2 separate regions of the Mus musculus genome follow, and region 1 is linked to region 2. Evidence: chromatin loops called from intact Hi-C (ENCODE). Cell type or tissue: heart. All regions are shown on one strand. Links, peaks and the distances in the headings refer to the core of each region. The heading gives the core; the rest is flanking DNA. Region 1 overlaps Mtus1 (mitochondrial tumor suppressor 1). Region 2 overlaps Mtmr7 (myotubularin related protein 7).

Region 1 (12,352 bases), core at 2,552-10,551, 460 kb after region 2:
ATGCAGGTGGTCCCAGGTCCCATCCCAAGCTCCATCCTCACCCCACAGAAGAGCAAGCTTCACCCTAAGTTTCTGAGGGAGGGCGGTCGAGTGAAAACAAGGATCACCTCCAAGGGTGGGGTCTCGAGTTTTTATAACCAGTTGTCGTGGATCACTGAGGATGAATAATAAAATTAGTCATATTTGGTGACCAGATAAGAACATGATGTCATAAAGAGAAATAAGCCAAGAGGGTTAATGGGACTTGGGAGGGAGGTAGTTAAGATTAATTTCCAAGTGCAGTAGTGCAGCCCAGTGCTGGGGAGGTTCGTGGCATCTGAGGCCCAGAGACTGGAGAACAGAACATGGGGCTGCCGTTTTATGGCCCTGGGAAGCGAAGACAATCATAGGCCAAGTTACTGGTAGAGCCAACGCCATCTTTTCCTGCTACTCTTGGAATCCAGGTCAGGAGCCCCATCACTAAGGCAACCAACGGAACTTCCTTGACTAGGGATATAAACATGTCAGTGCTCACAAGGCTAATTAGATAAAGCCAAGCGCAATGAGGTCTTCAACCAAGTTTTAGAAAATGTCTCTGACCTTAAAATGATAGGACGCTGATGAACTCTAAAGAGTCTTACTAGGGGTAATGAAAATTATTAGAATTAAATTCTTTAAGTAGTCTTTTTAAAAAATGCCAATTATTGTTTTTACAATACTTTGTTCTGCCCTATGTGCCTATGTGTGCATGCATGCACTAGTGAGCTTTGTGGTATAGAGGCCAGATGTCGCCCTCACAAGCCTTTTGCATTACCTCTCCACCTTATTTTTGTAAACAGGGTTTCTCCCTGAGGTTAAAGCTCACCAATTTGGCTCCACTGGCTGACCAGCCAACCCCAGGAATCCTCCTGCACCAGCCTCCCCAGCCCTGGGGGCACAGGCCACCCCACTACACCTAACTTTTATATGGGTGCTAGGGATGGAAGCCTGATCTTTATGTTTGTGTGGGAAACACTGCAGGAACTGAGCGAGTCCATTCCTCAGCCTCAGACTCTTTCGAGAAACTTAACTTGTTTCACCTTCACCCCTAGTTTCTGGTGCTGAGAGTCAGAGCAGCAGTCGCAGCTGGAGAAAAAAAAATCTTTAAGGTAAAAAATCTAAACAGAGGTCACAGGTTGTGTTCCCATCTCTACTTACTGTGTGCTCTTGGGCAAGTTAGTTCATGTGTCCAGGCCGCAGACTTCCCGGTGTAAAATACGGTGCACGCTCACTGCTAAGTGTGTTCTAGGTCTAAACATTATGACTCTCAGCAAAAGGATTTTAGAATACTTATATAAACTCAGAAAATAATATGTGATGAAAACACCACTATTAGATAAACTCTGGTCTTTAAAGCCTTAGGTCTTTTGCTCAAACTACCTGCTTCACAAAAATACTACAGACAATCAAATGTTAAGCCATCAGCCAGTGGAACAACGAAACCACTGTTGACTCAGCAATGGTTCGCACTGTTAAGACGACTGGAATAAAGGCTGGGTGTGTAGAGCACCAGCCAAACATGCAGCAGACCCAGTTCCTCCCCCAGCACCTCCTCCACCCAGAGGAGGAGGAAGTAGGGAACCATGAAACTCAAAGATGCATTAACCTTACAAAGGCCAGCAACTAAAACAGATACCAACCTCCCAAGTCAGTGTGAGGCTATCAAAGACTTCCGTAGGTTTGCGTCTGGCTAACCTACCATCGGAAAGGTAACCAAGACTCCACAACAGTGAGAGAGGGCAGGGTCCGGGGCAGAAAGAGCCACTTTTGGATGACACAGTGCCCTCAGACCTTCTTTTTTTCTGACTTTATTATGAAAATCTATTCTTCAGAAATGTCACCTGTCTTCTACCTTAGAGCAGGCCCTGCGTTAGTTTTAAAAATTAATATTGAGAGTTGCTTGTATTTTGGAACGTGGAAATTATTAACATAAAGCACTCTTGCTTGTATACATAGGGAGGTGGGATGAACTGGGGAGGCTGAGAAATAATAGGGTGAAAATTGTATGAAAAAAATTAATAAGAATAGTAATAATAATAGAGCACACTTTTTTTACCTTTTTATATATTTGTAATATATTTTTATTTTGAGGGTACGGGCAATTAAAGCCAAGGCCTCAGCATCCACTGAGCTCCCCCATTGGCCCTCAACTTTTATTTTAGGACTGAAGGGAATCACAGTGGCATTTGGATTGGGCATAGCCCCAGCTCTGTTCATTTACCTTCAGCCATGAGAGCTAGAAGGAAAGGCCAGCCAACGCAAATGCCAGGCCAAGGCGAGTTATGAAATGAGGAAGGGAAGCTGGGGAGAAAAAAAAAAAAATATATATATATATATATATATATATATATATATATATATATATATATATATCCAGGTTATCCTGCAGGGAAGGCAGATGCCTCTGGGAAAATGAAAAGCTGTCAGCTGAATTAAAAAAAAAAAATCAGCAGGGACAGTGAAGAGCCAACTGAAAAACAAGAGGTGCACAGGAAACACATGCGTGACACAGAAAAATCACGCATGACCACGAAGCAAGCCTGTTGAAGGCAACACACAGCAGCCCCAATCAAGCATAAGGAGACTTAGGCCATCACACAGTGAGATCGACCTAACTCACCACCATTGCAATCCGTAGCACCTGAGCTTGAGCAGGCAGGCTTACAGATGCCGAAGGGACAGACACACCAGGAATGTCTCACGTTGGGCACAGAATGAAAGGTGGCAGCAGCAGCAGCGTCGCACACAAACATCAGCAGCAATAGTCTATGACCACAAGTGTTTGCGCTAGGAAGACTTAGAAAACTAAGTGTGTGGTCCACTTACCGGCCCTCCACAAGCATTGGGGTGATTTTAGGGATGTTTGTAATGTGGGGCTCTTTTCCTATTCCCTATCCATTCTAGTGAGAATCTGAAAAACTGTAAAACAAAACCACAGAAACAACCGGCTCCTTTCTCAGTGCAAAGAGAAATCCTGTCTCAATGTGCTCATAGCCTATTTCCAAAAATCAGTTGAAGATAGGTGTGAATTAACAGGTGTTCAGTTTTTGTTTGGTTTTTTTTTTTACAGATTTGGTGGCAGAGGAGAGCGCCAGAAAGTTCCAAGGCAACCATCCTGCATCGGTAAACACAGACAAGCCTACAGCTGCCGGCACACAACTAAAGTACCCTCCTGCCCAACACAGGAGATTACCGCTCCTTGTAACCAGTCAAGCCTCTCCTTAAAGAGGGCTTTAGTGCCCAATTATGTCTCCATAGAAACCTGAGAAGCATGAGCAAGTTCATCAGCATATCTCCGACCTCCCCTCCCCGCGCGCGGTGCTGAGCAGACCTGTGCAGGACCAACCTGTGTGGAAAATGACAGTGTTTTTCCTGAGCCCCGAAGGAAGCCGGAGGTTTCGAAGCAGTCCTTTGGCGGTTAGGCGGACGTGGATGGTGGATAAGGAGAATTTGGGAGACAACAGCATGTCTTCGAAGCCAGTGGGAGAACTTCGCAGGGGAAGCAGCTTTTCCAGGGACCATCACATACTGTGTCTCTTGGCAACTCGGGGTTCTTCCAGGCCAAGAGATACAGCCAGAGAAAAACAAGCTTACATGCTAATGCCAGGCCACCCAGATTGGGGGGTGCGTGGGGGGGGGGGTAGCTAGAGTTAGCTATCCCAGAGCTCCAGGCTTCCGTTTGCTCTTCCAGATGTTGCTAACAAACAATGCCCTTCGTCTGAGCAAGATCTGTGAGGAGCAGCTCAGGAAGCAAGCAGCCTGAATTACATCACACTGTGCATGCCGCGGGTTGTTGTGGTTCCCGACTGGGATGGAAAGGGGAGGAGAAAGTGGGTGGTCTCGGGAGCTTTATGTAACAGCCAATGATGTCGCAGGTCCTGTCACTATTTGGAACGGGGCGAAATGAAATAAACCACCTCACATGCCTAATGTCTATTTATTAGCTAGGCTAAATAAAGAAAGAAAGAAATAAGACTTCATTAGAGCAATCGGTGAACCGATTCCATTGCTTTTTAACTGCACAGGGTCACACTATTATCCCTGGGCACTTTCCCAGGTGCTTTACCTAGATATACATAAACCTCATTACTTGGATGAAAAACACGCCAACAGAGCGAAACCCTCAAGCAACAAATACTTCCAATCTTTAAAATAAACAGCATTTTTTTTTTTTTACTGTGCTAATGACAGGTTGTCAAATTGTCAACTCTAATTCTCATGTATTGAGAGCCACACTAAAAACGAAAAGTTAGCCCTGTACCAGGTCTGCTGCTTCTGAGACTCGGTAAACAATATCACAAGGCAACAAACCTTACTCCATTAACAGCTCACTAGATGTTAAAAACCCATTCAGAAATCCCACACAGCATCCGAGAATCCGAGGGGACAGGAGAAGAGGAGAACTGAAGCAACTCACCCCCTTGCTCACACCCCATGCCTTGTCCTGTCAGAGGATGGCAACCCACAGAGGGTCACTGTGGGGCTGAGCGAGCACACCCACACCCAACCAACCTCCTGAATGAACACCTCCCTGCTAACAGAACCAGCAACAACAATGGAATTACTATAGCTTGATACAGTTCCTCATGCTGGGCCCCCCAAACCATAAAACTGTTTTCATTGCTACTTGATAACTGTAATTTTGCTACTGTTATGAATCTTAACATTTTCCCATGGTCTTTGGCGATCCCCGTCAGAGGGTCACACCACTGAATTAAGAGTCAAAGAAACAGACGTTCCAGCTTTGATTTCCTCTGTTAGATCACAGGTTGTTATTTTTAAAACTGTTAAAAACACCTGTCCCCAAATTCTGAATATTAAAAACAAAAAACCACAAGCTCTCCCTATGCTATCAAAATTACGGTTAAAAAGGTATCAGTGAGACTCAAAATTATAAACTGAATGAGAAATAAGATTGGTGTCACAAATAGACACACCACTGTCCACATAGTCCGATTTTGGTTTCTGGGTGGGCTCTTTTTTCAGGGGTTGGGGTTGTTTTTGTTAACAGTAAACTATTCTGTCACAAAGAAATCCACTAGCTTACACTACCCAAAGGAAGAAATAACCAATCCAGTCACCAATCAGGTACGTTTACTAAAAATTTCATTTTAACGGGCTTAAGAGAAGGCTTGGCAGGTAACAGCTAGACTTCCAGAGGACCCGTGTTCAGTTCCCAGCACCTACTTGACAGCTTACAATCATCTCCAGTCCCACCCTTTCATGCACGCATGTGATAAACAGACATGCATGTAAGCAAAACACCCACACACATAGAATAAAATAAATTTACAATTAAAAAAATAAATAAATTTAAGATAAGAAAAGTTTATTTGAACTCCACTATCATTACCTATCCCATGCACATTAAATATTAGCCGTTTTCCCTAAGTGCAGAAAGAAGCTGAAATAATGCAAATAATACCAGTGTAAAGGAAAACCAAATGTAGCTCCTGTTTGAAAAACAAAACAAAAAAACAAAAAAACAAAAAAACAACAACAACAACAAAAAACTCCTCCCAACCAACAAACTGTGCTTAGGTACAAGCTTCAAACGGCTCAGCTTCAGTTCTTTCCCAAGCATCATCTGCCCCCTGGTGGCCACCTGGCATGAGTGCAACAAAGAGGAAAGGTGTCTGCTGTTACTTTGTAACGTCCTAAGGATCAGCATAAGGCAAAGACCACAGAAAACCAGTGAAGCAAAGTTTGGTTGGTTACATAAGGAGGAGCCGTTCAAAAGGAATAGACTTTAGTTGGCTTTTGGTAGTGTTGAGTCTTTTGGTTTTGTGTTGTTGTTGTTGTTGTTGTTTGTTGTGTGTGTCATCTCTGTTCATTATAGCAAGAACACAATATCTACCCTCAACAAAATTTAAGCCTATGCTACTTACTGTTAACTATGCCGTAACTGTACGTGTTGTAACAACGTCCTGATCTTTCAAAACTGCAATCTCTCAACAGCAGCTTCCCATTTCCTGGCCAGCAGCACCAGTGCCGAGAAGCCATTACATATTACGCTGCTACGAGTCTCACAGCTTTAGATTACCAAAAGTAATCGGAGTCAGCAAGACTCCTTTCTCCCTTCTGTGCTTGTTATGTCCGTGCGATCGTGCCTGTGAGTGCCACATGTGCCACACTGTGCGTGGAGAGGCTAGGGGACGACCATCAGTTATCAGACTTTTGACATCTATTGTTTGGGATAGTCTGTCACCCTTTTGGCTGCGTCCACCAGGGTACCTTGGCCCCGAGTCTGCAGAGACTCTGCGTCTCCCCTCCCAATTTCCATCCCCCAACAGCAGATTACAGATAACCCGAAGTACCTTGTCCTATGGTTTCACAGCAAGTACCTTTACCACCCAGCCATCTCCTTGGCCCCATTTACTTTGTTTGTATCGTACTGTGACTAATATTCCATTGCATAGATACATCACATTTTCTTTACCTACAGATATGTAAGCTATTCTTACATCAGTTATGGTGAGAATGCTGCATACCTGGCAGATCAAAGCTCCTTCCACACCCTGACTCCTCTTTGGTAAGTCAGCCCTCATTGGGATATGGCTTCTAGACAGTCCCTTCATCTCGTAGGCCACCTACCATGCTACCGACGGTCACCCTGGCTAAGCAGAAGAGTTGGGGAGTCCCACATGTCCAATTTTGCTTGCCACAGGCTTCTGTATCAATCTAAGAAATCACGGACAACGACAAAGCCATGAAACGCTCCCCTTCTGCCTCTCCTCCTGAGGTTTTTGGGCTTCGAGTCTTATTTTAATTCATTTTGAGTTGTTTACTGTGTATGAGGTGAGATGAAGGCTGGAGTTCGCTGCACCCACAGACATCTAATTCTCCTCACGCTATCTCTTGGAGAGAGGACGGTTCTGCTTGGTATTTTCGTCAGTCTTGCCAGGTTCAGCGGACTGTAAGTCCACAGGTTTGTTTCTGGGCTGTCCCATTCATTGCACTGGTCTATGTATCTACCTTCATACCCATTTCAGACTGTTTTAATTACAGACTTGAAAGCAAGAATTATGGTACCATCGCCTTTGTTTTTCCGCCCACAAGATTGTTTTTGGCTACCTTGGACTCTTATTTGGTTCCCCATGAATTTCACATAGTGACTTCTCTTTCTCAGTTAAAAAAAATGCAATAAGGATGTTGACAGAGGTGACTCAAGACAATAGGCCCTTTTAGCATCTACTCTGAGGCTGGTTCTGTCTTGCTAGTTTTCGAGAGTGCTACACAGAGCAAATGTAGTAACATTGTCTGGCTTTGTTCTTACTACTGTTTGTCATGATTTAACAAAAGGAAGCTCAAACCATGTGCTGTCACAATTATTAATCTCTATTGTTATATGCATGTTACTGGAAGGCCTTCTATACTCAGGTCTATATTCATGGTGCTTTTTTTTCATTTCTACACTTACAACTTTTCTATGTAGAACACATTCATGTGCCCTGGGTGAAGAGATCTAGTTCTCAGCCAAAAAGGTAGCCACTGTTGCAGTGGGATTCACCAAGTGATCCATTCTTCGTAACGCTCAGTACCAAATTTTCCATGTATCCAGATGGTATCGGCCCTTTCAACACGAGAGCAAAGTTGAGATCACCAATGCATAAGAAGGAAAGACAGCAGGTGCACAGTGTGGCGGCATCTCATCTCCTCCCCAGAGTAGGTCTGCAGCTCTCAACCACCTCCCGACATTGGAGAAAGGAGATGTAGAAAGCCACACGACCCCAGGCCATGTTTATGAAATGGCACAGATGGAGCAGGTGTGTTCCTGCTCCCAGGGCAGACACCATGGCACCTGGCAGGGATGATCTATAAAGGAGTCCACGGACTGGGTAAACACAACTTGGGATGCCTGAGATATCCCCAAGAGCAACTATGAGTGTCGGAGCCACGGTAAATGCTGTGGGTATGACAACTTCCTCATAAACAGCAGGCACGTTTTATTTAGAGCCAGTGTTGCCTAGAATTCCATAGTGTAATACCCTTTAAATAAACCACACCGGCTAGACCTCTGGAAGGTGGTTCATAGCCTCAGTGGGTTTCCCCACTTGCTTTGAGGGTTTCCTAGAACACATCAGGGTGGGATTGGGGAGGCGCCTTCAATGTAAAGCCATGAAAAGCGATCAACAAGAAGTACTGTTAGCCTCGATAGCAGTAGCAGCAGGGGCAGCTACCATGTGAGAGCTAGGGATGAAAATAGTCTACACGGTCAAACCCATTCCCACACTGGGATTTATCTCCTGAACATTCCCGTGCAGCCAGACGAGAAACTCAAGCCCTGGAGAGGCTTAGCAAGTAGCCAGAGGTCAGGACGGAAATAGAGAGGAGGAGAATCAAGATTTACACCAACGTCCGAGCCGCACAAGGTCACAGCTTCTTCATTGTCTTCGGAGGTAACAGAATTTCTTTACAATAACTGTTAAACTAAAATAATGATGGAAATTTTCAAATATTATTTCATACACTCCCCCCTCACCCACTCCCGAAAAAAAAAAAAAACCCCTCAATCAGGGGCTGGAGAGATGGCTCACAGATTAAACGCATTACTGGGGAACAGGGTTCAGTTCCCAGAACCTACATGGGAGCTCACAACTAACTTCAGATCCAGGGGATGTGACACTGTTCTTTGGCCTTCCAGGGTACTGAATGCATGTGGTACACTGGCAGACATTCAGGCAAAACACACATTAAAAAAAATAGTCTTTACAACATTAAATAAAATACATAAAATATCTTAAAAATCAATCAATCAATCAATCAATCAATCAATCAATCAGCGATTGGCCAGCATATGGCCAGTGCTTCTATATTGTGGATCATATCAGAAACTAGTATGAAGCTTTTTGAAAATAATATGATTATCCAAGCAACTATACAACGCATGTGCGCTCCACTCTGAAGTAGCCGTCACAAGAAAACTTCGCAAACGTTGACAGAAATGATTGCAAAACAACTCATAATGCAATCACTGTGAATGTGACAGAGAACCAACTCGAATAGCCAAGAGGCTCAATGCTATCACACTTACACTGGGTGACCCATTAAAGCTGATCACTCCACGGCATGTAACAAAAAGGAATGTCAATAGTTCCAAGCAGGGTTGCTTCAAAAGCCACACAGGGGAAGTTTTCCTCAGTAGGCTCAAACTAATTCCAGGCCCACCTTGAGTTGTGAAACTAACTGACATGCGTACAGCCGGGTAGGAACCCACAGCTCATGGTTGAATTCTGTGCTGACAATGTGAGATCCTGTATAACAGAGACTTTACACGCTGTAACGTGGCCTTTCTTTTTTCTGGCTTTCTGCTGTGATGTGCAATGGGAGCCATGTGACTTATACTAGCACTGTAATAAAAAATGAGAACCTGTAGGCAGTGCATGGCTGGCTGCATACAGTCCTGCGTGTCATACAGAGAAACGTCAATGAATACATTTTACAAGATCTTTAGATCCCCCAAAGGAAGTATTAGACAGTGTAGTTGAATGGCTTTAAGTTATAGGCTGTCTTAGAAATGTCCGACCAAGAATGTGTATGGGGGAAGTCAGAAACATAGAACTAACTGTTGAGTTAGTACAAGAAGTTAAAAGTTATACCTTAAGACCATTTTACAATTAAAGATGATCTGATTTAAAATAACACATTTGGAGAAGTATCCAGTTTTATTTCACATGAACCATATTTTAAAAATCAGTTTAAGTTAATTTGATCTGTATAACAAGATGTCATCCTCTGTGTTAGATGGCTCAACAAATCATGCTGCCCAAATGCCCATGTCATAGCAGCTAGTTACACCTTAAATCCTGAATTTCGACTTAGAACTATACCAGCAAAAGTAATTACAAATAAATTTCAGTATGTTTAATCATTACTTTTCAAATAAAAATATTTTAATATATTCATAAAGTGGCCACTTACCTGAATTAAAAGCTGTAAACAGACTCTTCCTTGAAGGACCTAGAATGGGACAGAAATATAAACACACACTTTATTGGAAATGCTAGGCAAATCTCTAGTTATCTTGTAAATAGCAGTGATTTCATTTTCTAAAAGCCCTCCTTTAACCTCTAAATTTTAGGTTACAGCTATCCACTGAGAAAATTCCAACATATAAACAACTTGATCAAGTACACTTTTTCAAATATAGACAATATAGTATCTAATTCGTAGTAAGACTGGTAAGAATTAATCATCAAAACACAGCATCAATTTTAAAAAGACAAAGCGTGGTATATTTTGTAGTCGAGGGCAATTAAAGCTCATTTTAAATTTTAATTAATTTATTTATTGTTTATTCTAGTGTCTGAATCCAGGGCCCACAGATTGGGGAGAAAACTCCACCATTGAACTATACTCCAGCCAAAAGGAGGCCCATCTCTTAGCTTGTGCTTTCACTCTTCTTCTGCACACAGGAAACAGGCTACACTTTGTGAAAGAGGGATGCTGGTGTGTGCCCTCCCAAGGCTGTGAAGGAGAATACACTAGAGATGTTTCTCCAAGCTGATGCAATATAAAATGCAGCCAGGAACCATACAGGTAGACATTGGAAGAGCTATAAGCACCCGTGCTCGACATCCAATACTCATCAAGTGACTAACCATCTGTAGAAGACTGGTTGGAGGACTGGTGAGGTGGCTCAGTGGTTAAGAGCGCCGACTGCTCTTTCAAAGGTCCTGAGTTCAAATCCCAGCAACCACATGGTGGCTCACAACCATCCGTAACGAAATCTGATGCCCTCTTCTGGAGTGTCTGAAGACAGTGTACTTACATATAATAAATAAATAAGTAAAATATTAAAAAAAAAAAGAAGAAGAAGAAGAAGAGGGAGAAGAAGAAGGAGAAGAAGAAGGCGGCTGGTTGGAACAGCCAGAGACCATCTGCAGGACTTTAGGAAGAAGATCATCTCCCTTTACAAGTATGTAGCCATCATAAAGAGACCTCCACAAGATGCATATGTCAACCTTAGGGCTTTCAGGAGTTCGGCATGTCCTGTTTTGCAGTCATTGGTGGGGGTCTCTAGTTCTCTGAAAATCACCTCAAGATCAAAGCTCCATGAACGGGGGTTTATTTTTAGTTACTGTGGGGGTAGTATGGGGTTTTAAAAATCATGATTAAAAACCTCAGTTTCAGATATTACCGCCATCTTAGCAGGGGATAATCTGATGCTTCAGAGCTGTGTGTAAGACAAATAAGACCCTAATGGCACAGTAAATAATTTTCCCCCAACAGGATTCGATCCACCCTGTATTTTTGCTTTTCTCCTTTAACCCAGTAGAAAGAAAAAAGTGGGCTGGAGAATCGGCTCGGGGGTTAAGAGCACTGATTGCTCTCCCAGAGGTTCCGAGTTCAAATCCCAGCAACCTGAACACCAGTTCTTCTTGTTAGTGTCTCCGGACATCTCTGCTCTACCAGCTATTTTCTGAGATTTATTTCTTATTTTATGAGATGGGTGTTTTGCGTGTGTGTGTGGGGGGGTGGGGGGGTACCTGTGCAGCCCAACAGAAAGAGCATCAGACTCCCCAGAACTGGAATTACAGGTGGTTGTTAGCCACTATATGGGTGCTCAAAATTGAACCTGGGTCCTTTGCGAGACCAGTCAGTGTTCTTAACCGCTGAGTCACCTCTCTAGCCTCTCTACATGTTGATTTTTACTATTGGGCTCCATCTGTCTATAGAATTTGGAATTCTTGGGGAATGAGAACATCTCATTGTTAACATTTATTTTATTTTCTTACTCACACCCAGTGTTTAAATATATAATTGTTAAATGTACCATAAGCCTAGTTGTCAAAATTTAACCTCCTGAAAGCCAATGAGTTTAAAAGTATTCCTTCTAATCACAACAAAGACAATACCTTTTGGAGAAGTTTTGAGCAAGTGCGAGTGAGCTCTGGGTACCAAAGGCTTCAGATACAAGGGTCCTGACCCATTCTGAAATGCTTGTTTGGGAGGTTTCTCTTCATATTTGTTGATGGCAGCATGACCACCTATAACAAAATGGAAAAGAACATCTTATTTAGTACAGAAATACAATAGCAGCCCCTAATATTTGTTCCAAAGAGACTACAATTTGATAACAATTACCAAGTGCCAAGAATGCAGAGGCAGTTACTGGCCTCAAGTATGAAAAATAAATGTTCCCAGAATGCAAAAGCAAACACAAACAAAATAATACATTTTGTTCCTGGGCAATTTATGCACATTTCCAGCTTGGCATTTTATCCCAGAGAGGTGGAAGATAAATGGCCACCCATGCTGCCTAATAAACATTCCTAGTACATACACAGGTAAGCATTTCTCTCACGGAAGACAATACAGACTGTAAGCAGCC
Region 2 (12,352 bases), core at 2,887-10,886:
CCCAGGCACTTCCTAGATCAACCTCCCTTCCCTTCAAGCTAAGTGGCTAAGAGTTTGGCACTGGGTTTATGCAAATGAGGGAAAGCCATGTCTGACTTTACTATGGTGAGGCTGTGCGAGTCGCTTAGCCTCTGTGCATCTGTGTCCTCACCTGCCTACAAGGTCACCTGCCTCAAAGAGGTCACAATAATTCACTTGAGCACAAGTGTCAAGAATTTAGTCACCTCCCCAAAACACTATGTCAGTATTACCATGTAGAGGAGTTCTCTGTATTTCTGGCTTGAGAACTAGGAATTAACAAGGATCAAGGTAATTTAATAAGAAGTACTTTGTTCAAATCTTTCTCTATTACATGATCCTGACAGATACTGAATCCTGAACAGAGAATTTTGCACAATGAAAACTACAATAACCTCTTCTTAGGATGAATGGAAACTGCCCAACCAGATGTGATCTTGGTGGATGTGTGAATGAACACACACACACACACACACACACACACACACGTCCAGGATAGACATCAGGTGTCCTCCTTGATCACTCTCTACCTTACATATTGAGGAAGGTTTTCCTGGAACCTAAAACTCTCTAATCAAACTAGTCTAGCTACCCAGCCTTTAAAAAATAGTAAGCTTTTGACAAATGTCACTGGAAACTGTAGTATAGTAGATTCTTAAACTGGAGAGGAAACACTTGCACTGGTTTGAAGAAGCAAATTGCCACATGGCAATCGCTTATGCATAAGACCACACAGGAAACTGTGGCAGGCACGGAACTAGAAAGTGGCCTCTAGCTAACCAAATGTGGGACCCTGAACTGAATTCTGCCATTAGCCTGAGCCCAGGAGCAGACTTCCCCAGCCGGAGCCTCCTAATGAGAACACAGGCAGCTGACACTCAAAGCTCTCATAAGAACCTCAAGAAGATCTTCTAGGTCCCCAGCTACACAGAGAGCATCCTTAGAATCCTGAAACACAGAAACTCAGAGATGATGAGTATTGCTCAATGAGTATGTAAACCAACCGGGGCACATACTCCGTCACTAGGAGGGGAACGAGAAAAACACCCCGATCCCCATGCACTAATCTAGGGATCCTTCCTGACTTCTCCCTAGCCTTTCTTTATACACAGGACTCACATATCGTGCAACAGGCAGGCTGCTCTACACCCTGAATGATTTACTTACTTCGCCTACATTTCCTATCAAGAATGTAGAACAAACTGTTTGACTTAGCTTACTACTGTTCACCGTTTATCTTGTTTCCAAAGTTCTACTATCATAACCGAGTGTGGGCGTGTTTAAAGCCTTATTCTGGATTAGTTCCTAAGAGGAGAAAATCTGGTTAAGGAATTATATATCACTATACAAAGTGTACACACCCTAAGTCAATTCAATGCTACAGAAATACTCAATGCAATGATTTTACCACCTTCTTTATAGTGCTGGGTTTTTTTTTAATGAGAAATGATTCTTTGAAATTTATCAGAGCAAATTCAAATATTTTTATGACTTTTTCAATTCAGTTTTATCCTGTCTGTCTGACCTAAGACAACCACTCTTTATTTACATAGCACAGATGCCATGCATTATAGAACACTGCTGTGAAAATCAAATATAGTCACTTAAGTGAAAGCACTTGTGTGACTGTAATCCCAGCACTCAGGAGGCAGAAGTGTAAGGATATCTAGTTTAATTAAGCCCAACCTGGGCTACATAGCAGGACCCCATTTCCAGCAAAAAGAATGAAAGAAGGGAAGGAGGAAGGAATGAAGGAATGAAGGAAGGAAGGGAGGAAGGGAGGAAGGAAGACAGGATGGAGGGTGAGGAAGAGGAGGAGGAACAACACTACCCCCAGTACCCCCCAACATCTAATAGTTGCTCAGTATTTTACTTAAATGACTAAGTGGTATACTGCAAAGATACAGAATACCCACCAATACAAGATTCTTGTGGAATTCAAGCAATAGAACTGATGGGCGGGGAGGGGGTGAACCTAGGAAGAAGGGGAAGGAAGGAAGGAGATGGGAGAGAGGGAAGGAGAAAGCAATTGTCTCTGTGAGAGAAAGGGGAGCTACTATGAAAAGCAATTAAGTTACAAAAATTGCTCTGTGGACCAGAAACATACCTTTCTTCTTGGTGACTTACAACCTGTAAGTTAGAGTTTAAGTTGATGTATATTGACCTCAAGAAATGGATCTACAGAGGGTATGAGCTCACTCCTAAATTTCTGTTTTTAATGAAATATCCTGGGGGTACTCACAGACAGAACTTCCTACACACTGGTAGCAGAACACAAATAATTCTTCTTTCCATTCCATAATCTCCTCTGGTAATATCCCAAACAATGCTTTAGCAAGTTTGAAGAAAGTAAGAGTCATGGGGGCACGCCATTAGCCCCACCTCCCAGACTCTGATGCCAAGGACCCTCCCTGTTTTAAGTAGAAAGCCCTGGAAGGCGGGTCTTACTGCATGCATCACTTCATCAGCTGAGCCTCCACCAGTGGTTTACAATTTACTCAGACTGTTTACAGGTAACCAAACACTGGTCAGGACCCCTGAGAGGCATCCAGAAAGCTATCCCTGCTTACGACTACACATGACCAGAGGGTGATGCAGCTCCGCCATGATCCGAGTGAAACAAAGCTGCCCTCCTGACATCAGTCAGCTTGCTTGTCCAGAGGACAATGGTTGAAACACCAAACACAGGGTAATTTAGACACCAAAGGCAGAGGCCTGTGTTATAAATATTCCTAGGAACAACTTTCTGTACAGAAGAAAAGTAATGATCTGGAAAACTGTCTTATGAAACTGCTGAATACAAATTGCAAAGTGTGCCAATGTGAAGTTTCCCCAGTGACTAACAACGGTGCACTCTTCTTACGATAAAGAGTCTTCTCAATGACAGAGCTGGGCTAGCCTACTTTTCTCCTACCGGCAATGCACTATTTATAACAAGGACAAAATGAAAGGCTCTAGATGCTTAAGAAACTAGGATGAATGCACCTAGATTGTTAGAACTTTGACCTAAGAGACAAGAAAACTGTTTCAAAGGAGGATGAACATAGAGCTGGGACTACTTTTTTGTTGTTGGTGTTGTCTTAGATACAGGAATTGGCTTCTTCTAATAATTTAAATGCATATTTATCTACCCCAGGGCTGAGAAGTTACCCCAACGCCTTATAGTACTAAGCTAGACCCACAGCCATTAATCAAATTTTAGTGTTGCAGCCAGTGGCACCAACTGTCATGTAGAAAACAAACAATCAAACTGGGTAAGTTATAATTGAATCCACTCACTTCCCTGCGGGCACAGGAAACAACGGATGTGTTCCCAGTCCCACAGTGACTAAGGTCAACCAGGGGATGCAGGAGGAAGATGCTGGGTCTCTCTGTGACACTTCCCAGGCACATTTAGGTTCTTGCCACACTGCTGCCCTGATAGAACAGAGAACTGTGAAGTCACCGAGGTCAGAGGCACATCCCCCAACGCAGTCCAGCTCCGTCCTTGTCCAGCTCCATCCCAAACTCCACAGAGCCTACTGAGACAACCAACTTCCCTAGATTCCACCCCATCCCTGCCGTTCTCACAGGCAAGGGGAAGCTCTGTGGCTTCGGCATCTTCCTCTTTCGTGGTTGCCCTTGGAGGCAGCAGGATCTGATCCCTCACGGGACTTCAGGATCAGGTAGACCGTAGGCAGTAAGGCAGCAAGTTTTGCATGCAAAGCATACTGTCTGCTAATGAATACACAGACACAGGCGTCATTCTTCCATATCATATGAGCCAACCTTCCCTTTCCTCTCCACATGAATACGTAGGTCCTTATGTGTCCTCGCAGTGCTTGCTCAGGATGGGGGTTGCAAGTGCATGTGTGCTCCGGTGGTTCCTGGTATTTAAACTCTATCTATCTATCTATCCATCTATCCATCATCCATCTATCATCTATCTATCTATCTATCTATCTATCTATCTATCTATCTATCTATCTATCATCTATCTATGTATCTATCATCTTTGAATCTATCAGTCACTCAGCAGTGTGGGGACAGTTTGTGAACCTGATTTCCAGATAGGAACACTGAGTTACTGCTTCAAAGGTAAAACTGCTTTCTTTCCAGATGTCTTTGAATGAAAGAAAGTAAAGGAGGGGAAAGAGGGAGGGAGGGAGGGAGGGAGGGAGGGAAGGAGGGAGGGAGGCTCCTTCTGTCCATGTTTTTATCTAGGATATTAAAGTGCCAGTGTAGTCCTGGCTGCTAACTGCCAAATATTAAACCACTCAATTACACTACTGGAATGACACCAGGAGGCTGCTGATGGCTTAAAGAGTCACTGCAACACAATTATCTTCCCAACTGCAATGTATTTCCCAGTCACCACACTTGTTTAACAGTATCACTGGGAAAAAAAAAAATTACATCAAAAGACTATCTTATTCCATTTCGGCATCAAAATACTTAAGTATTCTTTTAAAGCTGTGCATAACAAAATGGTTTACCTTCCAGCATTTTCTGAAGACTGTTCCTCATGACGTGGATGTTCTCTATGCCGATAAACTGAAACTTGATATTGGAATAATTGTCTTCATTCTCATAGCCTTTCCCTGCAGCACGATTTGCCATCGCATTAAGCTGCAGTTGTCAGCAAAACAAAAGTCATCAATTACATTCAGGACATGCAACAACCACTTAGGAAAACATTGCAAAGACTCGCAGATGCATACATACTACAGTTTGAGCCCCTGAAACACTGTACAGAGCTCTCAGTGCAAGCATAAAGGTCAAGCCTGTGGTCACGAGCCCTCATGTGCTAGCCTGGGCTAACAGTTCCTTAGTGGAAAGTGCTCCCTAAGGTCTGGAGATGACGCTGCCAGTTTGATGGTGATGCTGACTTGATGTCGAAGTCTGGCAGAGCCAGTTTAACACTATACGTGAAAATCTCCTAAGTGGCAGAAGTATCCACAGAGACAGCAATCAGCATAAGTCCCTGTGCGCTAGATTATCTGCCAGAACTGTAACGCAGAGAAACAAGTAGGAGTCATAACGTGAGAACTGTCAGGCAGGAATGGTTCTTCTCATCTGCCCAACTGAGCCTTCAGCAGGATTACCGAAGAGAGAGTGCTGACCGTCAGGCTGCAGGGTGCCCCTCCCCATCCAGACATGACCCAGAGGTCTGATGTGGGAGCTTTTGTCACTTTCAGAACCATAGATAAGATACTTGATATGTCAGTGTAAACTGGTTTCAATGCTAATGGATGCTGAAGAAACGGAGTAAGCCCAGATTGCTTTAACCCTGCACAGTACAGGCAAACAGACAAGTCCTGCCCAAGCTGGGAAAGATTTCACAGGGATACATGGCTGGGAATGCTCCTCTCTTGCAATGTGACTAAGCAGGCCACCATTTATGGAGAACAGTGTTCAGTTACCACTATCTTCCTAGGGCCACAAAGGCTAGGGGACTAGCCAAATGGGGGTTAGTGAAGGGGTCTGCTTTTAAGTGTATAGTATTAAGTAGTCCTTCAAATAGTTAAGTTTAAAAAAACTAAGCTAAATTAAAATGCTTTGGTCCACATCCTCTAGTTCTGAAAACCTCCTAAAAACAAAGGTCTTAACATATATAGATCAAGACTGTCTGTGACAAATGGTTTTGTAAACATGAAAGCCGAAAACCTATGACTGTCTCCTCCAAGTGGTAACTGCGTAAACAAGGGCATATCCATGCTGTGGAATACAACCAGGGACCAAAGACACAGACCCTGCCTGACCTATCTCTCCCCCGTTCTCTCTCACATACACCACACAGCTACATGTACATATGTGTAAGCTAAGAAAATGTTCATTCAACCACCCACCGTTAATACTTACTGATTCATTTATTTACATTCACTAAGAAGAATTAAAGTTACCATAGACTATGCCAATTGGGTAGCAATTTCATAAGGAAAAAGGGAGTGGCAAGCTGCAGGGGGATACTATCAACACGACCTCAGCTACTCACGCAGCCTTTCACAGTTACAAGAAGCACACGTTAAGTCAGGACCATAGAGAAGAATGAGACAACCAGGGAGAAAACACAATACAGCCAGAGCTGAGAGCAAGCCACTGCCACAGGAGTCCCTGCTTCGTCAGCAAGCGGGCTCCTGCTCCCCTCCTCTGCTCCTCTGGCATCTATGGGGCTGTGGGCTCTTCGGGAGACTGACCCCGGTCTACAAAAGCAAGGCACATCCCTAAGGCTTTAGCCATAACCAATAAACACTTTCATGATATATCTTAAGGGATATATATGTTCTAATATTTTAAGGGGATTTTTTTTTTCTTCCAGAAATTACATATGCATGTTGCTCTCATGGAACTGTGTACTTTTAAAACGTTATGGCCTTACATAATTATTTTCAGGGCAGTTTCAGCTAAACCTCTGTAATGAACTTCATTAAATGCAACAAATCAACAGATCCAACGAGCCTGATGTTATATGAACTACACACTTATTCTGCATCTAAATTCAAGGTCCAGCCTTCTCATCAGCCCCGCCCCATCTCTTCTGAACATGTATAATACGTGATAAGCAAAGCACTCTTACTACTACAGTTCCTGCATATATAACATATGCTCACACTTTAAATCACTTAGGAGTTACAATGGGAGAAACGGCAGGCAGTTTTCCTTAAAAGCAAGTAGGAGAAAACCTCTTCAAAGTCAGTCTGTAATTCACATAACAAACACAAGGTGGCGATATTTAATCTATCATACAAACTATTTTTTAGGAGCTCTACTTATTTAATGTGGCAAAAGCTGAACTTTCAAAGCAGAAACACAGGTTTAGAAATAATAAACACCCAAAAAAGATATTCCAGACTGAGACAGACAGACAGACAGACAGACAGACAGCTACCTTTAGGAGAACTGGGCCAAAGCCTAGCACAGGTGTCAAAGAGTGCTCTTTCTTCTCCTCACTAACTTAACTGTGGCACACTCTTGGAAATACTAGATGATTTTATTGCCTACAGGTATGACCTACAAATAAGCTTCTCAAAATGTCCCCTTCGCCATCCAGGGACATCTTTCACGTATTTAAGAGTACAGGATGAAATCTTGATCCAGGCTAATTTAAATTTTCAACCCATATATGATGCAAAACGGTCTCTTTCCCTGGGTACAGGCTCCGTGAGGTGATGAGGGCTCTCCCTTCCCGTGGCTTCTAACAGGCTCGCCTGCTCTGTGTAGTTGGTAGAAGGGACCATGTGGAAGAGATGCAGTTAGATAAACAGCTCTTTGCAAAGCTAGGCAATGTCAGTTGTCTTACTGGTTGACAGTGCTTCTGATTGCTAATAACTGGCTGTCTCTGCCTTCTCCGCATAGGCATCCAAAGGGTGACTTTCCTAAGGCACACAGTATAGGCTCCTAGAAGTACTGTGCCACCTTTCACTCGCATACGAGATCCACTGTGGCCTGAGCCTAGACCAGCAGCCATTGCCAGCTACATTAGCCCCAGGTCCCTCTCCGGGGGCCTCCATGATAGGTAAGCTGTGTTAGCAAGGTTTTATCAAGTTTGTTAAGGTCCAAATTAAGCCAAAGGATATTTGTCCATCCTTGCACTTACAAAGAACAGGACTGAAGACTCTCCCCTCACCTGCTACAAAACACAAATGTCTCTCTCCCACTCTCTTTCCTCTGTCAATGGCCACCTTCAAACTTTATGCATATAACCAGGAAATAAGATCCCAGGTTCCCACTTTTCAGGTACCCTGAACTTCATAGCTGTATCTTGAAGATGTCTCCTGCATGGGACCCAGTGAATAGACATTACCTCATTACCAAGAAAGAGAGAAATACCCTATGACTTCCTGTTAGACAATGAAACAACCCCTGGCGCCGTGACACTAAGGCCACAACCACAAAGCAGTCCATGGAGCTGAGGCATGTCACAGGGCCGGTCACCACAGAAGCAGGTGACTGACTCAACCTTGCCCCTGCCTTTAGGACTCACACTTCCTCCATAGCTTAGACAGATGACAGCCTTAACTTCAGGACTCATACTTCCTCCATAGCTGGTAGGCAGGCACACAGCTTAGAGCCCTCCTGCTCCACTGGCTTGAGGTGACTTTGGCTCAGCCTGGAGCTGGGTGTGTGATCAACTTAGGTGTCAACCCTCTAGAGTCTGGAAGCGGGGACAAGGGTCCCCTAGAGATGTTCTGGGAAACAGAAACAAAAAAGCCACTGGCTTTGATGTCAAATAAGCTTGTATTTAACTGAATGTGGCCTTGGGTCTAAACCGTGTGGTCTCAGTGAATTACCTAACCTCTTTAAAGCTAAGTCCAGGAAAAGACAAGAAGCCTCCCAATCTGCAGAATTCTTCCAAGAGTGAAATGAGAACGTGCTGAACATTTTTGCAAGCTCAACAGAATGCCAGCATATCTGACAGAAGAGGCTGAAGTACAGAGACACGGTCCTTGTCTTAGACCTCCACAAATACCGTTCTGACTCAATTCCATGTGTTAATGTACCAATCTCTAGCAACAGCTGAGACCAAGGAGACTTTTCTCAGTACATACTTAAGGCTTTCACTGCCTCTGCGGCCCATCACTGTCCCATCAGTGAACAAACAATTCAAAAGGCTTTCATCTGGGTGGGTGGCTTGGGAAGCCCTTGTGTGGACTTAACCCCGCTCAGAGACCAAGGATCAGGACCCTGGGAGCTGCCTCCCAAGCCTTTGTCTTTATTATTATTATTATTATTATTAATTATTATTATTATTATTATTATTATTATTATTATTATTATACTAGGAAATAAAGCTGGATGCAGAAGGCAAGGACTGAGGACAACCTGCATGCCGCCATGCAACCCTTCTGTGGCAAACATCTGCATACTTTCCTGGTGGCCTAGGAAAACTACCGCACCTGAGGGGTGGGAATCAACCAACGTGGTCATGAAAAAAAAGAAGAAAGGAAGGAGGGGAAGACAGGGAGAGAGGAAAAGAGAGAGGGAGGGAGAAAGAGAGGGATAGAAGAAAAGAGAGAGGGAGAAAGAGAAAAGAGGGAGAGAAAAGAGGGGGAGAGAGGAGGGGAACACAAAGCTTGAAGCAGTTTTTACAAGCCACATCTTTGCACCTGAGAAGAGAGCACCCAACTTTCTTTATCTACTGGATCAGAGTCAACTTCTTACCACTTAACAATAAACAAAGTGAGTACTAAATATACCCTTCAAACTGAATCCTTAGGACTAAGAAGGTGGCTTTAAATACAGACAAGGCCTGGTCCTGTGGCTGCCACGTTCTAATAAGGACTTACACTACAGGGACCTAACTTGGATCACTGGCTCTTAGGAGGTCAATCTGTTTATCCCTGTTTAAAGCTGGAAAAGTAGGGTAGGAAAAGGATTTCCAGTCTCCACTCAGTAAAGCCCTGAAGCCTGAGTTTGTCTGCAAAATGTCCTCTGAGAAGCACATAACTTATCAGAAAATACAGAACAGCTCTACCGTACACAAAAGATACAGGGCGCGGGGAGGAGGGCAGTCAGGGTTGGAGAAAGGGGTTTGCACCTGATTCAGACAGAGGCAGAAACTGACAGGCAACAGAAGTTAATCTGTCACATCTTTCAAGGGCAGACCTTCTTCCAGTCCTTCACCCCTGGATCAGAGATTTGATCTATGTTGTGCAATGAAAGCTTACTAGAAAGTCAGGGCCCATTATGTATGATGTGAAGACTATGTCTATAAACATCTACAACTGACTATGCCACGAAGCTCTTACTCTTAATGGCTTTCATTTTAAACTGACTTGACCAACTAAGCTATTTTTCCTCTGTCATATTTTTATTCCCTTGTAACCTGTTTTGAATAGCACCGCTGACATTTAATCCACAGCCAAACTACTTGCAAACCTAAACAGTAAGCCATTTACTGTGTGACCGGCACAATGGTAAAAACCGGAAACAGAAATGTACTCAGCACACTCAGCCCCTTCAGGAGCTGAGATGCAGCAGAGAGCAGCCCTTTGGTGGCCCCATGGTCTGATCAGACCAGGAACAACCCTCTACAGATAAGGCAAAGGGTTGCTACCAGTCAAGCTTTGGTTCCTTCCGGCCTCAGGACTCAGGGCTGCAGAGACACGTATGAAAATGGTGACACTTACTTTAGGCCTTGTGTCCACGACATAAATGAAGTCACTTCCAGGATTGGCTTTCCTGATGGCTTGGAGCATCTGCTCATCCTCCAGGCACCGAGCGCTGAAGCCGGAAAGGGGCTGGCTGCTCCTGCAGATGGAGGCCTGCGGGGAGAGGCCACAGCAACACAGAACTGTCAGAGACACTGTGGGAGCATCCCCAGGAAGAGGCGCCTGTGGTTAGCCTGCACTCCACACCAACATGGGAAAATGGTATTGGATTTTATGGAAATCAAGATAGGTTTACTTTTAACCCAAGCTGAAGAGCTTGCTACCTGGGTAAGCTTTCTGTGTAAGGTATTAGGAATGTGTGGAAATGTTTAAGTAGGATCCATACCATGAATTTAAAACTTTTTAAGCAACCTACTTTCCTTTTTAGTAATAATGTTTTTCACTGCTGAAAGCAGAATAATCACTTTCCTGAAACTTACAAGGCACTATTAGTGGAAAGACTAGGGAAACAATTTTAGTGCTTATTTGGTGCTTATTGTCTTTTTTTTTTTTAATATACTAGTCTATTTAAAAGAATCATGAGTACCCAAATCAAATCTAAAGGTCACATTTTCACAGTAATAAAAGCCCAGGCTACTGCTAGGTTTGCCCAGTAGGGATGTTTAGGGGTCTCTTCAGACCCCATCTCAGCACACCCCACCATTTCCCTGACCCTCGTTTCCAACACCATACAAACATCTTTCCGTCTGTCTTTCCAGTCACCAGGTCCTAGGCCGGTGGGTTTAGTCAGCTATAGCTTTCCACAACCACGGATCAAAAGTATTCAACTAAAAGGACTGACTCTGAATCGACTTTCTGTCGCCTTTCCCTAAATATCCCACCATAGCAAGTATTTACCTTGGTTGGGCATCTGAAACAATCAGGAGCTGATGTACAGTATGCAGGAGGGTGTGAGCAGAGTGCATGCAAACATTACCACTTTAGGTGAGGGACGAGCCCATGCAGGGACACTGGTGAGCTCTAGAACCCATCCCCACAGACAGCATGGACAGCTTGATGCTTCGGAAAATGTGTCTTAACAGACTAGAAATCATCTATGAGTCCAAGCCCCCTGCCCCCGCCCCACTGGGAATTCATGATGTGAAGCTAGGAGACCATGTTGGACACAATTTAAAGTAAAGTGACTTTTAAAACTGCTAGCATGGTAACAGAGAGCAAAGGATTAAGTGACTCTCAGTAAAAACCATACCCAGAATGCTATTCATAAGTGAAAGTCTCTAAGCATGACCTATAAAGTGGTTTGACATCAGAGGGAGTTAAGGGAGGGGGCGGAACAAGGCCCACATACAACAACTGGCTTAAAATTAATATTATAGGGTACCCTGACACCTGGTAAAACCAAGAAGCCCCTGGTTTTTGTGTAAGCTTGATGCAAGCATCTACGTCACATAAGTGTTCTGCTCGCTTAAGTATGGGGCCTCAGTTCCCCACCAGTCTACAGTTACAACACATCAGCAAACGTCCTGCAGGGACAGGATGACCTCCCTGTCATGACACTGCAAGGCCTGACTCCCAGAGCCTCCTCTTCCACTGTTCCCAGGTCAACCTCATGGTCCGTTATCCAGCAGATGGGGTGTATGAGCGATGAGAGCGTGGGAAGCCAACAAGCCACCTCACCCAACTTTCCCTCAGCCACAGAAGTCCACACTCAGCCGTGGTACTTCCTTAAGGACAAGCTTGCCCAGAAGCACTCAGACATTTGGACATGATGCTGCATTCCAAATATCGTTATAAAACACAAAAATGACTACTATTCCACCCTGAAACCAGACTGTACAGAGATGTGAAAATGGGAGCCCAAGTGTCACACAGCCGCTGTCTCCAGAGTGACAACATGACAAAGAGATGCTTGGAAACATGTCTATGTGATACCACGCAAGAACAGCTAAAGCTCGGTGCAGAGGACCACTAACGCTGCAATATATCCAGTTGCGGGACAAGTTCACCCTCAGATCTGAAACTCATCATGAAGAACGTTAGAGCAAGGCCCACCTCTGAGGCCTACCTCCTGAAGATCCGATCCAGTCTGATGTACTACACCTCTGCCCTTAACAATATTCATACCAACAAAGAACGGTTCACTTTTCTCTGAAAAGGAAGTAGCATAACACCTGGGCTCACTGTTTAAATACACCCCTCCATCCTACTGCTGAAAGGAGAAGTGATCCTCTCCCCTCATCTAA

What was found. Peaks named below come from ENCODE experiments on the same cell type or tissue, not always from the same donor. Only the 100,000 strongest peaks of a DNase experiment are listed, where the experiment ranks them.
Region 1: it touches region 2 in a loop (2.7-fold over the local background); 15 of 42 quality-filtered maps call a loop at or near these places.

The regions. Positions count from the first base shown.
Region 1 is chr8:41,038,109-41,050,460 of GRCm38, forward strand. Mtus1 (mitochondrial tumor suppressor 1) reads right to left here. Exons shown (of 14, transcript NM_001005863.2): 4 at 11,877-12,008; 5 at 9,940-9,978. Among named protein-coding and RNA genes, the nearest start is that of Gm16193, 8.7 kb to the right of the region's middle. In heart, for the core only: a CTCF peak has its summit at 5,620 (motif pointing left); DNase peaks (open chromatin) are centred at 3,743 and 8,263; H3K4me3 peaks cover 1,555 bases; H3K27ac peaks cover 2,828 bases.
Region 2 is chr8:40,576,921-40,589,272 of GRCm38, forward strand. It overlaps Mtmr7 (myotubularin related protein 7), which reads right to left. Exons shown (of 14, transcript NM_001040699.1): 6 at 10,128-10,262; 7 at 4,494-4,626. Among named protein-coding and RNA genes, the nearest start is that of Mtmr7, 52 kb to the right of the region's middle. In heart, for the core only: a CTCF peak has its summit at 6,707 (motif pointing right); no DNase peak of the experiment used is centred there; H3K27ac peaks cover 326 bases.